2 separate regions of the Homo sapiens genome follow, and region 1 is linked to region 2. A link is an interaction called in ENCODE POLR2A ChIA-PET data of the cell type or tissue named here. Cell type or tissue: Panc1. All regions are shown on one strand.

Region 1 (2,500 bases), 63 kb after region 2:
CAAGTGGCCCCATCCAGCATTTTGGAGGGTGGCTCTTCTTCCTGTCCTGGCAGATCAGGAAGGTCTGAAATAGAACATAATCAGGCCTGCCCTGCCCCTTCTCCCAACACAGCTGCCATGATTCACTTCCTGTTCCCAATAGTCATTTAAAGAGGGGTCGGCAAACTTTTTTTTAAAAAGTTTGATAGTATACACATAAGTATGCAAACTTAGTTTGAGAGTAAATATTTTAGGCTTTATAGGATCTAAGGTTTCTATTCCAGCTACTGAACTCTGACAATGTAGTGATGAAGCAACCACATATATACTGTACAGAAGTGAATGAACATAACTATGTTTCAATTAAACTTGATTTAAAAAAACAGGCAGTGGGCAGGGCATGGTAGCTCATGCCTGTAATCCCAGCACTTTGGTAAGATGAGCGGGGAGGATTGCTTGAGGCCAGGAGTTCAAGGCCAGTCTTGGCAATACTGCAAGACCCTGTCTCTACTTAAATAAACCATTAAAAATTTAAAAAGCAAAAGACAGTGGGCCTGTCTGCCAGAATTTGCCAATCTCTGATCTAAAGGATAATAGGAGCTTTTATTTTATTTTATATTTCATTTCATTTCATTTTTCATTTCATTTCATTTGATTTCATTTCTTTTTTTATTGAGACAGGGTCTACCAGGCTGTCATGCAGTGGAGCAATCACAGCTCACTGCAGCTTCTACCTTCTAGCCTCAAGCAATCCTCCCACCTTAAGTCTCCCAAGCAGCTGGGACTCAGACACATGCCACCATGCCTGGCTAATTTTTCTCATTTTTTTTTTTTGTAGAGAAGGGGTCTCTATGCTGACCAGGCTGGTCCCAAACTCCTGGACTCAAGCCATCCTCCCACTTCGCCCTTCGAGCCTTCTAAAGTACTGGGATTACAGACGCGAGCCACCGCCCCTGGCCAAGAGCTATTTTCAAGCAGCTTCCTCCTGACCACTTGTAGTTACCTGTTTTAAAATCTTAGGCTGTCTAAGCCTCACCATCAACTCTTGCACATTTCTATCTAATTACAGGGCTTACATTATTTTTCCCAGAATCACAAATTCATGTATTTTGGATACGCAAACTCAAGAGTGAGGGACCCAGCTAGCATACAGAGATTCTTCATGTTGGAAAGGATTTAGAGATCATCTAGTCCAACCTCCCACTCAATGCGGACGTTATCTAGCAAGTAGTTACTCAGCTTCCGTTCAAACACTTCTAATGACAAGAATGACAGTCACTTCCTCCCAAGACAACTCACTCCATCTTTGGACAGCTCTAAGGTAAGATACCCTACTTATTTTTCTTCTTGGCACATTTAACCACCTGATTACTTGTAAATTTATTTACATTGATTCTTCTTACCAGAAAGTAGGATGCATGAGGTCAGAAGTGTAGTTTTTTGTGTTTGTAATTTTTTTATTGCTGTATTCCCCGCCCCTTGAACAGTGCCTAGTACATAAAGAGTATAATATAGTTGTTTATTGGGAAGGAGGGAGGGAGGAAGAGAGGGAGAGAGGGAGGGAGGGAGGGAGGGAGGGAGGGAGGGAGGGAGGGAGAGAGGGAGAGAGGGAGGGAGGGGGGAAGGAGGGAGGGAGGGGGGGAAGGAGGGAGGGAGTGAACAAGCTAACAAAACAATGCTGTATTCGGGGAATTTAATTCAGCATGGCTGACACCAGAGACACAAGGGGAAGAGCAATTAACTGGTAAGGTCTCTGTGGTAGGTTTGAGGCCCCTGAAATGTCACAGTAAGTTCAGAGGCTGAGGGTGTACTGTTTGAGGAACATTCCCTTATCTCCTTTCCTTCCAAGCCCCCACAACCCACAGCCATTCCGATGGTAAACATCTTTTTTTCTTTTTCTTTTTTTTTTTTTGAGACGGAATCTCGTTCCATCGTCCAGGTTGGAGTGAAGAGGCACGATCTCAGCTCACTGCAACCTTCGTTTGCTGGGTTCAAGGGATTCTCGAGAACTGCCTCAGCCTCCCGAGTAGCTGGGATTACAGGTGTGCGCCACCACGCCCAGCTAATTTTTCTATTTTTAGTAGAGACAGGTTTCACTATGTTGCCAACACTGGTCTTGAACTCCTGACCTCAAGTGATCCACAAGCCTCGGCCTCCCAAAGTGCTGGGATTACAGGTGTGAGCCACCACGCCTGGCCCAATGGTAAACATCTTTTAATGCATCTGTTCTCTGAGGCCTTTTCAAACCATCCTTCCCCGCAAGAGAAATGCACCATCCTAAATTCTGTAGATGCTTCTATCACTATATCCATGATACTTAAAATATCTGTCATCCTCTGCTGGGCTCTGAGAGCAGGGACTGTGTTATCTTCATTTTTCAGTCCTGGGCACTGAATACAGTGACAGGGGCAAGGTAGGAACCTTATAAATGTTTTGTAAATAAATTAATGTAATAGTTTTATTGTATTCTGTACTGGCCAAATTTACATAAAGGGGACTATTTTCAGATCTAGGCACTACA
Region 2 (2,500 bases):
TTTTGTTGTCTTTGTGCCAAAGATCACACACTTTTCCTTCATTACTACTAAAATCACGTTCAGGTTTGGGTACTGGAAAGGGATCATTTTACCAATCCACTTGATCTCCCACTGCTTTTTCAGACCATCTCCTTCTGAAAGTAGGTACCGAGCAGTCCTCTGCACATACCATGTCTGTGCTTTTCTCTTTATCTTTGTAAATGATCTGGACCATAGTCGTGGTTTCACTGCCTCGCAGTCTATCCAGATCTCTCGGGAATTGTTCTGAAAGCTTCCCTGATTCTCCAAGACTGTGTCAGCTTCTCGTTTCTTAACAACAAAAGTTTCCTTGTAGGTATTTTTCATCTTTTCTCAACTAGATTATAAGCTTTTTGAAAACAGAGAGTCTACCTGTTCTACTTTTGTATTTGTGCTTTGCAGTTTTGGGGCAGATACGGTAAACACTGATTATTAAATAAGAAACTCAATTAGTGCGTTAATACGGTAGAGACATATATTCCAAGTTGGCTTTAACTTTTGAAATGTTTCTTTCACCTGCTAATTTATTAAATTCAATTGAAATCAGTAGGTTGGCCTTCACTTTTATTCCATAAATTTGGCCATTTTGGTAAATTTATCTTCTATTGGAAAATCGTTGCTTCCTAGATTTAGAAGTTTCTTAAAATGTTTGTAATTTGAATGTGATTCCAAGAAACTAGTCAAAATGTGAATCTGTGTTTCTGGAAACAACCAACCAGTGATTTTCACCTCCTTGTTTGTTTGCCAGATAAAAGCATTTGAAAGTCAACATAGACTTCCTTTTAAGATGTTGGAAGAGTGATCTCTTGAGTATTTGAATTCAGATGAGAAAACATTCAGTAATGTGATTATAACTACAACACTTCACGCTTCAAGAAGGACTCTTAGATCTGAAGGTCTAGAAGACAACTGAAAGGCTGTTATGTAAGATAAATCAAAAAGATCTTCATTTTCAATTTGGAGTAGCTGTGTACAAATAAGCTGTATGAAGAGTCTCTACTTTAGGCCGATTGTGGTGGCTCACGCTCATAATCCTGTTGCTTTGAGAGGCTGAAGTGGGAGGCTAGGAGTTCAAAAACAGCCTGGGCAACATATCGAGAACTCGTCTCTACAAAAAAAAAAAAAAAATTAGCCAGGTATGGTGGTACATGCCTGTAGTCCTAGCTACTCAGGAGGCTGAGGCAAGAGGATCCCTTGAGCTCAGGAGTTCAAGGTTACAGTGAACTGTGATTGCACCACTGTACTCCACCCTGGGCGACAGAGCAAGACCTTGTCTCTAAAAATAATTAAAAAATTAAAAAGAGTCTCTGCTTCAAGCTTGAGGACTATTTTGTAGGTTTGGTGGTTTGGGATAAAAACAAAAGGGAGTTTCTTGTGTAGTGGTGCCAAAATCAAGGTGATATTACAAAGTTGCTTTTGAATATTTTCATTTTCTGTTTTGAATTTGCACTCATGGAAAGCTAACAGCGCTACTTGCCTGCTGTTAATGTGTCCTGAGCCACTATCAGAAACAGAGTCCTAGGCTGGAAAGACCCAAAGAGCAGATGAATAAGGGATTTTATATATATCATAATCAGAGACTACTTGGATGAAAAGTTAGCTGCAAGCAGTGTTGTGTATGTGCTGTTTTTAAGAAAATGTTCAAGAATTGGTCTATAATATACTGCTAGTAAAGATGATCTTTCAGTTGTCTTTGGAGAAGTAGGCATCTTCAAAATACTCTCAAGTATGATTGGAGTGAAAATAATAACTTCATTCTTTATTTCCAAGCAAGTTAAACCATTATCAAGAGATAAATAACTTGTTTCTTAATTTAATTTTAAGCACTTTTAAATTTTGTTTTCCATCATTTCTTATGTGGTACCTTCTGCTTGGTTTCTTTCTACTCCTCTGCTTAAATAATACTTTTGAGTTTCTTTTCTTGCTTTTTTTTTTTTTTTTTTTTTTTTGGAGACCGAGTCTTGCTGTGTTGCCCAGGCTGGAGTGCAGTGGTGCAATCTCGGCTCACTGCAACCTCCACCTCCCGAGTTCAAGCGATTCTCCTGCCTCAGCCTCCTGAGTAGCTGGGATTACAGGTGCATACCATAGCGCCTGGCTAATTTTTGTATTTTTAGTAGAGACAGCGTTTCACCATGTTGGTCAGGCTGGTCTTGAACTCCTGACCTCGTGATCCGCCCACCTCGGCCTCCCAAAGTGCTGGGATTACAGGCGTGAGCCACTGTGCCCAGCCTGGAGTTTCATTTCTTTTTTGACATTTTGTTGTTATGGGATCCCTTTTAAAAATCTTTGCAGGGTATTGAATATTTTCTACATTTTCCTGCATTTTTTTAAATTAAAAAAAATCTTTTTAAGAGGTTTTTTAATTCCTTTCTTCAAAACCAGAAGACAAAAAAGACTGCCTCGTTGCCCTTTTGTCCTGGTTAACCTATTGAGTACGCAAGTCAGGGGTAAGAAATCCATCTTTTTTTGTGAATCAAAGCAC

Evidence for each region. Peaks named below come from ENCODE experiments on the same cell type or tissue, not always from the same donor. Only the 100,000 strongest peaks of a DNase experiment are listed, where the experiment ranks them.
Region 1: POLR2A ChIA-PET joins it to region 2 with 11 read pairs; 4 of 35 experiments call an interaction of 5 or more read pairs at or near these places.

What each region holds. Positions count from the first base shown.
Region 1 is chr1:23,102,307-23,104,806 of GRCh38, forward strand. All of the region lies in intron 2 of LUZP1 (leucine zipper protein 1), which reads right to left. Among named protein-coding and RNA genes, the nearest start is that of MIR3115, 59 kb to the left of the region's middle. In Panc1, no CTCF peak of the experiment used is centred here; DNase peaks (open chromatin) are centred at 25, 403 and 1,185; H3K27ac peaks cover 1,070 bases.
Region 2 is chr1:23,039,493-23,041,992 of GRCh38, forward strand. The region is part of intron 2 of KDM1A (lysine demethylase 1A); the gene reads left to right. Among named protein-coding and RNA genes, the nearest start is that of MIR3115, 3.6 kb to the right of the region's middle. In Panc1, no CTCF peak of the experiment used is centred here; no DNase peak of the experiment used is centred here.